Linked DNA regions of Homo sapiens: region 1 is linked to region 2. The links are chromatin loops, found by intact Hi-C in ENCODE. Cell type or tissue: endothelial cell of umbilical vein. All regions are shown on one strand. Links, peaks and the distances in the headings refer to the core of each region. The heading gives the core; the rest is flanking DNA.

Region 1 (4,769 bases), core at 445-4,444, 450 kb before region 2:
TGGTGTTTACAGCACTGTGCCTTTGAACCGATCCCAAAAATACCTGCTGAAATGACACATTTGCCCATGACTGGTGGGGAGAGACATGATTACCCTGTCAGGTATCAGAAAATACTGTTCCTCATTAAGGTGGCAGAGAGGAAAGAGCTTGACCCCCGTGGGGTGAGGGAGGATGGAGGATGGGACCGGCGGGCCGGGATGTGTCTGACTGAGCTGCCCAGGTCACCAGCTCAGGCACAGAGGGCTGTTCTGGTGGAAGGAAGTCTGGGGGAACACACCATCAGCTCATTTTGGTGCCAGCCGTGGATGGGGTGGAAATCCAGAGTAGGGAGCAGCAGCTGACGGGAAGTGTGACCTTCACAGAAGGGTGACCGCCACAGCGTGGCCAAACTCCACGAGGCAGTCTAGAGGGAGACAGCGTGACCAGGACAGCTCGCAGCACACACTGAAGCTGCAGTCACTCTGCCTCGCCCTGTGGCCCCTGGACCATGCCCAGGCCAAGCTCTGCCCTCCTGCCCCACCCTTGGGGCATGGTTGGTTTCCCAGCCTCCCTGAGAGCTGCCCCCTAGGCTGTGGGGTGGGCCCTCCTTGGTTTCCACAGACAATTGTCACCCACTGGTAAAGAACTGGTTGAAACCCTTAAAAATGCAAAGGATTTTTATAGAATTTGGATTTCCAGCTTCTCTGGAAATGTTGGAAGATGTGGTAGTGATGACTGCATGTGCGGAACTGCACCCCGATGGGGCGGGTGCCCCGATTCACCCCAGGCCCTGCCGTTTTCTCTGCTCTCCTGCGCCCAACCAGCCTCATCTATTTTCTCACTTGCCGGCGGCTGCAAGCGTCAGTGAGCCCGTGAGCCTGCAATTCTAGCTCAGGTCCATCTCTCCAGTCCTCCCACCCTCCTGGGCCAGCCTCCGCCAGGCCCCCTACCTCCTGCCCCACATACCCATCCTTCCTGCACAGTGAAGGAGCAGGGTACATCCTGATGATGAGGTCCTGCCCCGTAGACCTGGGAGTGAGCTGCTGAATTTCCCTGGAGCGCGTTTCCTCCTCTGCAAACTGAGTGTGTTGCGGATGGAATGGCTCCCTGGATCTGGGCTCACAGCAGGCAGCAGGGGAAGGGTGGGTTAATGAGAGCAGCTGTGACGCGCTGGGCCAGCCCTGGGGTAAATGAAGCCAGGGAACAGAGTGGAGCTGAAGCAATGTGGGCCCTTCCCTCCCTATCTAGATGTCACTGGCCCTGACCACAGACCGGCCAGGCAGAAGCCTCATCATCCCCATTTCACAGATGAAGATCTGGAGCTCGGAGAGGCCAGGACACCAGCCCAAAGCTTTGCTCGAGCCCTGTGCCCTGCCTGCTGACTGCCCCTCCTCTGGCTGCTGTAGCACCTGGCACACCCTCACCCACTGCCCTCAGGGCAAAGCTGTACCCCTGGCCTGGCATTCAAGGACAACCTCTTCCTCCTGAGCGCCTCCTTCCAGACTCACGTGTCACCTCTTCTGAGGAGCCTTCTTCAGCTCCCGCCCCCGCCAGTTTCTCACTTATGGACTCACTGCTCTGTCTTCCTGCCACCTCTCCTCCCACAGTGACCAGCCACATGGCTCCAGTGCCCACCACAGATGCCCTTCCTGACCGGAGGATGTGCAGCCTTGGCTCGCACACCCCTGGTGATGTGGAACTCACTGCTCCCCGGGCAGACTGAGGGGTTTGCAAAGATTTTGTTTAAGCCTGGTCCTTCTCAGGCTAGACCCTCCACCTTGCAGCGCCTGGTTCAATTGTGCCCAGAACCTCCACGTGGCTGGGAAGACGAGGCCTCAGGTTCCAGCCCAGGGAGGGCTCTCAGCTTGGGTGGGTGGGGCTGTGGGCCCCTTTGTCCAGCCACCCGGGGTGGAACTCCAGAGTGGACAAGAGATGGCCAATTCCTCAAGGCTGGGTGCTCCAGGGACACAGGCTTCTCACCTCCCCCTACGCCCTTACCATCCCGGCCCATCTTGGGTGCACCCTCTCTGGATGTTCCCCCTGAAACTCCCCACTTATCAGCATCCTCTTCACCTTCTGACTTCGACTCACACCTCCCTTCCTCAAGGCGGTGCCCCTGACCCCCACCAGGCCAGGTCTGGGTAACGGGAGCCCCGCCTCCTAGCCCTGGCCACGAGGCATAGTGAAGCTGGAATTTGTGGGAGTTTTTTGTTCTGTCTGCCACTCAACCACAGGCTCCAAGTGGGGAGGGACCCCTGGATGTGTTTCCTGCTACCGTATCCCAAATGCCGAAGCGCCTCGTACATAACGAGAACACAGTAAATACCCGCTGAATGGATCAACAACGGTGAAGGGAACGATTCTCTGAATGAACGTCCATCCTGCTGGCTCTCGTGCCCGGCCAGGGAACACTAGAGGGCGCGCTTGACCTGCCGAAGGCTGCCTCCAGCCCTGGCGGACTCTTGCGCTGGACTCCCGCCCTCGGGCCACAGCCTGGGCGATCAGCCAGGACGCTGGCCATTGAGGATGCAGGCCCAAAAGGGGCGCCTTCAGCCTCACAGGCTTCCCTGGCTGGCATTGGTAATGGACAGAGCAGTGGGAACGGTCCCTGAACCCAGTCCGTGTGCCCAACTCTGAAGCTCTCCTGCGTCATCTCCTTGGTTCCCCCAATAGCTGAAGGGGCCGAGGCTTGGCGGGGCCAGGGACGTGCCTGAGGCCACATGGACTATAGACCCCTGGGCCCATTCTGTCTCCACTGCATGGGCTGGACATCGTGCCAGCCCTGGGTCCTGGTCGGGGGCAGCTTCATACCAAAATCACTGCTTTCTCTTTAGTCTATTTGCTTCGAAGACCTGGGCTTGGCTCGGTGACTTTGTGCAGGTCTGTGAACATGTTCTTCCATGTGATGGGGCGAGGATGCTGTGGGGCTGGTCTGTTGCCTGGGGAAGTGGGAGGCGGTTCCAGCCAGTGACCACGCTGCAAACATATCACAGGCAAAACAGCAAAGCGCAGGACCAACCCCCTCTGCTGGGCCCCCTACACTGCTGTCCCTGCTAAGTCTCCTCCCAGAGCTAGGTGTGGACAGGAGGTACCTGGGCTGCTGCCAGGAGGATGCAAAAAACTGCAGCAGATACAGGAGGCATCTGGGAGCCGAGGGCGGAGCAGCAGCTCGGGCCCCACTGACCTGGGGTGGCCGCCTCCTGTGAATGGGCTGCCCCACATGGGACACTCACGGGGACACTGGGGACACAGTGCTGGACCAAGACAAGAGGCTGGACTCAAGAGACTTAGGGCCCTGGGGAGAACGGCCAGCATGGTGGCCCTGGTTGCATCTCCCTGAGGTTCCAGTCTGCGTGCCATTATCAGGGACTCCGGAGTCGGCTTTCATCCGGTCTCAGCTTCACTAGAATCTGGGGATTGTGGGGTGGCACTGTAGGGGTCAGACGGAAATGAGATGGAGGATGTTGAAATCTAAAAACAGATGAATTTGGGATATTTCAGATAAATCGTTTAACTGATTACATTTTTATAATCAAAGCTGTTTTTGAACTACAAGAGTGCAAGAGAGCGTGTGAACGTGCGGTGCTCCATGGGCCTTTCTTGTTCACTTGATTAATTCCAAACCGTCCATCCGAGTCCTTCATTTCAAAATTGGTCCCAGGCCGAGGCCCCGTCTCACAGACCACATTTCAGCCCAGAGCTCTCGCAGTCCCCTGGGGCCCCGGCTGTCGCTGCTCCCAGGACTGAGGCCGGAGATGAAGTGCAGTCACCGCTCCCTCGACTCCAGAGGGGCTTGGGCACGGCGCTCCGGGGCCCAGGAGGTGCCGTGCGTGTGGTTTTGGGTGTGCTCAGAGCTGACCTGTGACGCCTGCCAGCCCTCGTTTCTGTTAGTCATTCAGGCTTCACCAGCAAATTAGTGCAACCGCCTCCTACCCGCACCCCTTCCTCCAGTTTCTGCCCTGTAGCCAAGGAGGCCTTTTCTACTTTTTAATAATTAATTGATTGATTTAAAATTTTATTTTTTAAAACAGACGGGGATTCGGCCAGGATTGGCAGCTCATGCCTGTAATCCTAGCACTTTGGGAGGCCGAGGTGGTCAGATTGCCTGAGCTCAGGAGTTTGAGACCAGCCTGTGCAACATGGCAAAACCCTGTGTCTATTAAAAACACAAAAAAATCAGCCAGGCGTGGTGGTGCGTACCTGTAATCCTAGCTACTTGGGAGGCTGAGGCACGAGAATCACTTGAACCCAGGAGGCGAAGGTTACAGTGAGCCGAGATCATGCCACTGCACTCCAGCCTGGGCGACAGAGCAAGACACTGTCTCCAAAAAAAAAAAAAAAAGATGGGGTTTTGCCATATTGCCCAGGCTGAGCATGCCCTGCTCCGTTCAGCTGCTCCTCTGCAGGGACACCCTGCACAGTGATACAGAACTGGACATTTCATTACCAGGGGAAGATTTAGAAATTCTTCCTAATTTCTAATAACGGCTATGACACGGAGGTATGAATGAGGAATAGGAGAGGAGGTGAAATGAAGAAATGGACTTTTAAGTTTAAGTTAGACTTAGTTTTTGTTTTTCTTTTTTCGTAAAGCAGGAAAGCATCCTAACACTTTGATACCAGGGGTGGAATACAATAGTTGGGAAGGGAGCAGCAGGGCTGGATACAGACAGGTATGAGCAGGAGAAACCAAACATCCTCTCCAAGTATGTGTTTCTGGGGGTGGTCTGAGAAGCACTCTCCTGCCAATAAGCAGCCCATCCTGGCCCCGGCCCTGCTACTGTAGACA
Region 2 (4,769 bases), core at 380-4,379:
GATTCAAAAAAAAAAAAAAAAAAGAGAACCACTAGACACGGGTGGGGAGGGTGGGTGGTCCTCCCTACAGAATCCACCACTCATGAGGGCGGACCAGCTCCTCCAAGAGAAAAGGACTTGGGCTCCATCCTGGCTGGAGATGGTCCCGGGTGAAGAACTCCAGTTAGTGGGGAAAATCCATCCACTGGGATCTGGGAGGGCAATGAGCTCACCTGGGGCCTCGCTTCCCGCTGCCCAGCAGCCATGTCCTCTTTCTGGCTCTCCCGGGAGGACGGCGCAGTCTCCAGAAGGCAGATCTGAGAAGAAAAAGGGAGCCAGGAAGAACCCCTTCTGCTTTCCAGCCCTGGAATCCGCAGCTCTAAAACCCCGACTCCCGCTGAGAAGGACCCCGCGCGCCCTCACAGGGATTCGGGAGGAGCCAGGAGCCCGCGGACCAGAGCAGCGCTGGGCCGCCCGGCCAGGCCCAGGCCCCACAGGCTTGGGGCTTACGGAGGGGACGCTGGAGCCGCAGTGGCAGCAGCGACCCGCTGAGCCCACCAGGGCCAGGGCTCGCCCCACGCCGCTGAGTTCCTCGGCGCCAGCTGGCACTGCCAGCACCCACTGCACCGCTCAGGAAACTGAGGCAGCGCCGGGGCACCTGCCCCGTTCACGCCGCTGCGAGGCGGGCCGGGACTCCCACCACGACGGCCCCGGGACGACTTCCCTCCGCCTCAAGCCTTTCCCAGCCGGTTCCTCTCTCTCCCGCCAACGAATCATCTCCCGACTCCACGGAAAACGGCTTTTTTTTTTTTGAGGCGGAGTCTCGCTCTGTTGGCCAGACTGGAGTGCAGTAGCGCAGTGGCAGGATCTCGGCTCACTGCAAGCTCTGCCTCCCGGGTTCAAGCCATTCTCCTGCCTCAGCCTCCCGAGTAGCTGGGACTACAGGCGCCCGGCTCATTTTTGTATTTTTAGTAGAGACGAGGTTTCACCGTGTTGCCCAGGCTGGTCTCGAACTCCTGATCTCAGGTGATCTGCCCGCCTTGGCATCCCAAAAATCTAGGATTACAGGCGTGAGCCACCACGCCCGACCCCATGTATCCCATTTCTAACACGATGTTTCTTTTTTGAGACGGAGTCTCGCTCTGTCGCTCAGGCTGGAGTGCAGGGCTTGATCTCGGCTCACTGCAAGCTCCGCCTCCTGGGTTCACGCCATTCTCCTGCCTCGGCCTCACAAGTAGCTGGGACTACAGGCGCCCGCCACTACGCCCGGCTAATTTTTTTTGTATTTTTAGTAGAGACGGGGTTTCACCGTGTTAGTCAGGATGGTCTCGATCTCCTGACCTCGTGATCCACCCGCTTCGGCCTCCCAAAGTGCTGGGATTACAGGCGTGAGCCACCGCGCCCGGCCAAACACCAGCTCTGAAGAGGAAAGCGCTGGGTGTCCCGAGGCGGGAGGGGTGGCCGTCCTGGGGACGGACTCGGAAACCGGGGCCCGGCTGCGTCCGCCCTGCCCTCGGGGTCCCGGTGCCCCGAGTCCGCGAGGCCCACATGGAGTGGGCAGGACGGGCCCGGGAGGAAACGCCAGGCCCGGCGTCCACGGCGAGCCGGACGCGGGTGCACCAGCAACGGCGAGGGAGCGCCCCGCGGGGGGGCGAGAGTCCAGATCCCGGCGCGGGGGCCGGTGACAGACGCGGGGGTGCCCGCCAGCGCCCACAAAGGCTTTCGGAGCCTCGGCAGCCGCAGGCAGTCCCCGTGCCGGGCGCCGCCTCCTACCGGCTTGGCCTGCCGCCGACGCTCACCTCCCTAAGCTCGAGCGTCCCGGGCCGCGCCTCCCCAGCCGCGAGGCTCCGGAACCGCCGGCCGGGATGCAGCCTCGCGACCCGGCTCCGCCCCGACGGCGTCTGGGCGACCTCAGGCCCGGCGCCGCTCACCCCGCGGCGCGCCGGGGACCAGGAGGGGCGGGGCAGCCGCTGAGGCCGCTGGGAAATGGAGTCCACGAGAGGACACCTGCATTCGGGGAAGTGTAGTTCCATGCGTTTGAGGCGGGGTCCCGGCTGAGCTGTTACGCGCCCACATGCCACAAGAGGGCCCCTGTGAGCTGGAGGGCCCCAGGTTCCTGGTTATAGGGAAGATAAGGGGAGGTTCGCTGAGGGCAGTAACTTGCAACTCTGTGTCTGTGGGAATTTCGGGAGGGAGGGCGTGGGCGGCAGGAAAACGGCCCAGAACAGACCTAGTGCCCCTCAGTTATTCACCAGAGGGGCACTGAGCACCTGCTGTGTGCCAAGCACGGTTGCAAGTGGTTTCACATGTATCAATCAATGAAAGAAACGTCACTGCCCTGGAGAACATTTTTTTGGGGGGTAGGGAGCAGACAATAAGCCATACACATAATTATATAACATTTTCGGGGATAAATGTGAGGAGAAACAGGGTATGTGGAGGGGTTTCGTCGCTGAGGTGAGAATGGACGAGGACTCCCAGGAAGTGCCTGAAGCAAAGGGGAGGGAGGTGCCAGCTACTGTGAAGCCAACGGATGTATGTATGTATATGTGTGTGTGTGTGTGTGTATATATATATATATTTTTTTTAAACTAAATCTTCTCAGTTACAAAAAGAACACCGGCTCCATTTAGAAAGTTTGGCGCTTCCCTACTTAAGAATATGCCTTGAACATTTGAATTTGTCAATAAATATTCTCCCTCAGTGGCATTTTTGATAGCTTCATTGCATTCCATTGCATTTATTTTTTTAAAAAAAACGTTTAATTGGCTGGGGGCGGTGGCTCATGTCTGTAATCCCAGCACTTTGGGAGGCCGAGGCGGGTTGATCACGACGTTAGTTCAAGACCAGCCTGGCCGAGATGGTGAAACCCCGTCTCTACTAAAAATACAAAAATTAGCTGGGCGTGGTAGCGGGCGCCTGTAGTCCCAGCAACTCAGGAGGCTGAGGCAGAGAATTGCTTGAACCGGGAGACGGAAGTTACAGTAAGCCAAGATTGCGCCACTGCACTCCAGCCTGGGCGACAGAGCGAGACTCCATCTCAAAAAAAAAAAAAAAAAGTAGTTGCCTCTGAGGAGGGTACTGGGAGCTGGAATAATACTTGCACTTGCTATTTAACACCTTGATATACTTTTCAACATTTTGCTTTACCATATGCATGTATGACATGAATGCTTTTAAGAGAGAAAACAATTTCCAGGCTTGCAAAATTGGCTGTATCATTAGCAATACTTCCAGCACCAACATACAGAAACCTTTGCTAACAGTGGCTTGCATCATGACATTTATTATTTGTTTAAAAAGCGATCTAGAGGTAGGCAGAAGGAACTGACCGCAGTTGGTTTGGTGGCTTGATGACATCAGCGAGGGCTCAGTGTCTTTCCGTCTGTCTGCTCTGCCACCCAAAGTTCTGGCTATGGTCTCCACTCAAGAGCCCAGCATAGCTGCTGCTCCAGGAACCAGTTTTCTCACAGCCACATCCAATATCAGGAAGGAAATTACAGAAACAAAAAGGACTAACTTCCACATGATGATCACCTTTTATTTTCTTTTCCAGAAGCCACCATCCCTTTTCCTCCTCCAACCCATTCAGCTCCTTTCCATCCTTCTCTTGCATTTCATTGGCCAGAATTAGGTCACTTCCTCACCTCTGAACCAATCACAGGGAATTTAGTTCACCTGAACTGAAGCAGCTCCATCATATCTCATCATCTGGAGCTGAGCGCATTGCTCACTGAACAAAATTGGTGTTCTTGACAAAGAAGAGGAGGGCAGTGACTGTTAGGCAGGCAGTAACAGGGTGTACCAGGCAGACTGACTGACCAATTAACTAACCAGCTACCATCCCTTATGAGGAGACAACTGCCAGCCTGTCTGTCAGAATCACAAAGCCTGGAATCTCTCACGACGAAAGGCTATACAATCCTGAGGCCTTGGTCCTATGTTAATTTAGTGTGGATTAATCTTTTGAGATAAGACCATTAGTCATGTGTTGGCATCTGCAAATTAACACTGGCTTCTGGGGAGAAACTCTTCAGGAAGAAAAAAATCACATCACTGCATTTTTCAAAGGTTCAACATCAAAAATTTATCAAGTGTAAAAACCCAGTCTGTTTGATACTGTTAAAATGATTAATATTATAAATAGCTGCTAGAAACAAGGCACATCTGACAACCTGAAGGACTGGAAGGAGAGGCAAACATTTTCCTTTCTGAATTAGGAAAAGCTAGTTTCATTATTTGCATTTTCCCTCATATCATTTTATGTCTCTGGCACATTTCCTAAATCAAAGACTTTCCTGGGGATTCTATTTATCAGACAGGTATTGGCTTGCTTTTCAGCAGCCCTATCATAGTTGATTTACTAATATATCCTATAGACTTTCTGCACAGTTTATACAGCTAAGGCCCATAGTGCCTCGTCATTCCCACCTATTTTAAGTGAAAGGCTTAATGCATAGATGGGATCTGACATATGAGTGCTGCTCACTAGTTCGCTGTCAGAGCAGGTCTGAATAATTAGCACCGGCAGCTCTTCTGTGCAGATATTAATATCTTATATCATAAATGTCAAGCATAGCACAAAGATGCAACCGGAAAACCTCCGAAAGCAAGGGAGCCCATAAATCATGGAGGTTTCACTCTATTTTTCTTCCATTTTACTATCAGAAAATAAACCCAGGTGGTGAGATTTAAAATCCTGCGCACCTCCTATTTATTACTTAGCACGGGGCCTTTCCTGAAGCTGGACCCTGGAGGAAGGGCTGAGGGGGAGGAGACATCTCAGCTGG

Evidence for each region. A loop is a pair of places that touch in the nucleus more often than their neighbours do. Peaks named below come from ENCODE experiments on the same cell type or tissue, not always from the same donor. Only the 100,000 strongest peaks of a DNase experiment are listed, where the experiment ranks them.
Region 1: a loop joins it to region 2, with 18 times the contacts of the local background. A loop is called at or near these places in 13 of 110 quality-filtered maps.

What each region holds. Positions count from the first base shown.
Region 1 is chr5:178,277,747-178,282,515 of GRCh38, forward strand. The region is part of intron 5 of COL23A1 (collagen type XXIII alpha 1 chain); the gene reads right to left. Among named protein-coding and RNA genes, the nearest start is that of PHYKPL, 47 kb to the left of the region's middle. In endothelial cell of umbilical vein, for the core only: a CTCF peak has its summit at 2,392 (motif pointing right); a DNase peak (open chromatin) is centred at 2,415.
Region 2 is chr5:178,728,778-178,733,546 of GRCh38, forward strand. ZNF354A (zinc finger protein 354A) reads right to left here and starts at 1,882. Exons shown (of 5, transcript NM_005649.3): 1 at 1,779-1,882; 2 at 213-296. The coding sequence starts at 245. RefSeq lists silencers at 1,422-1,651, 1,722-2,061. In endothelial cell of umbilical vein, for the core only: a CTCF peak has its summit at 2,047 (motif pointing right); a DNase peak (open chromatin) is centred at 1,944; H3K4me3 peaks cover 980 bases; H3K27ac peaks cover 620 bases.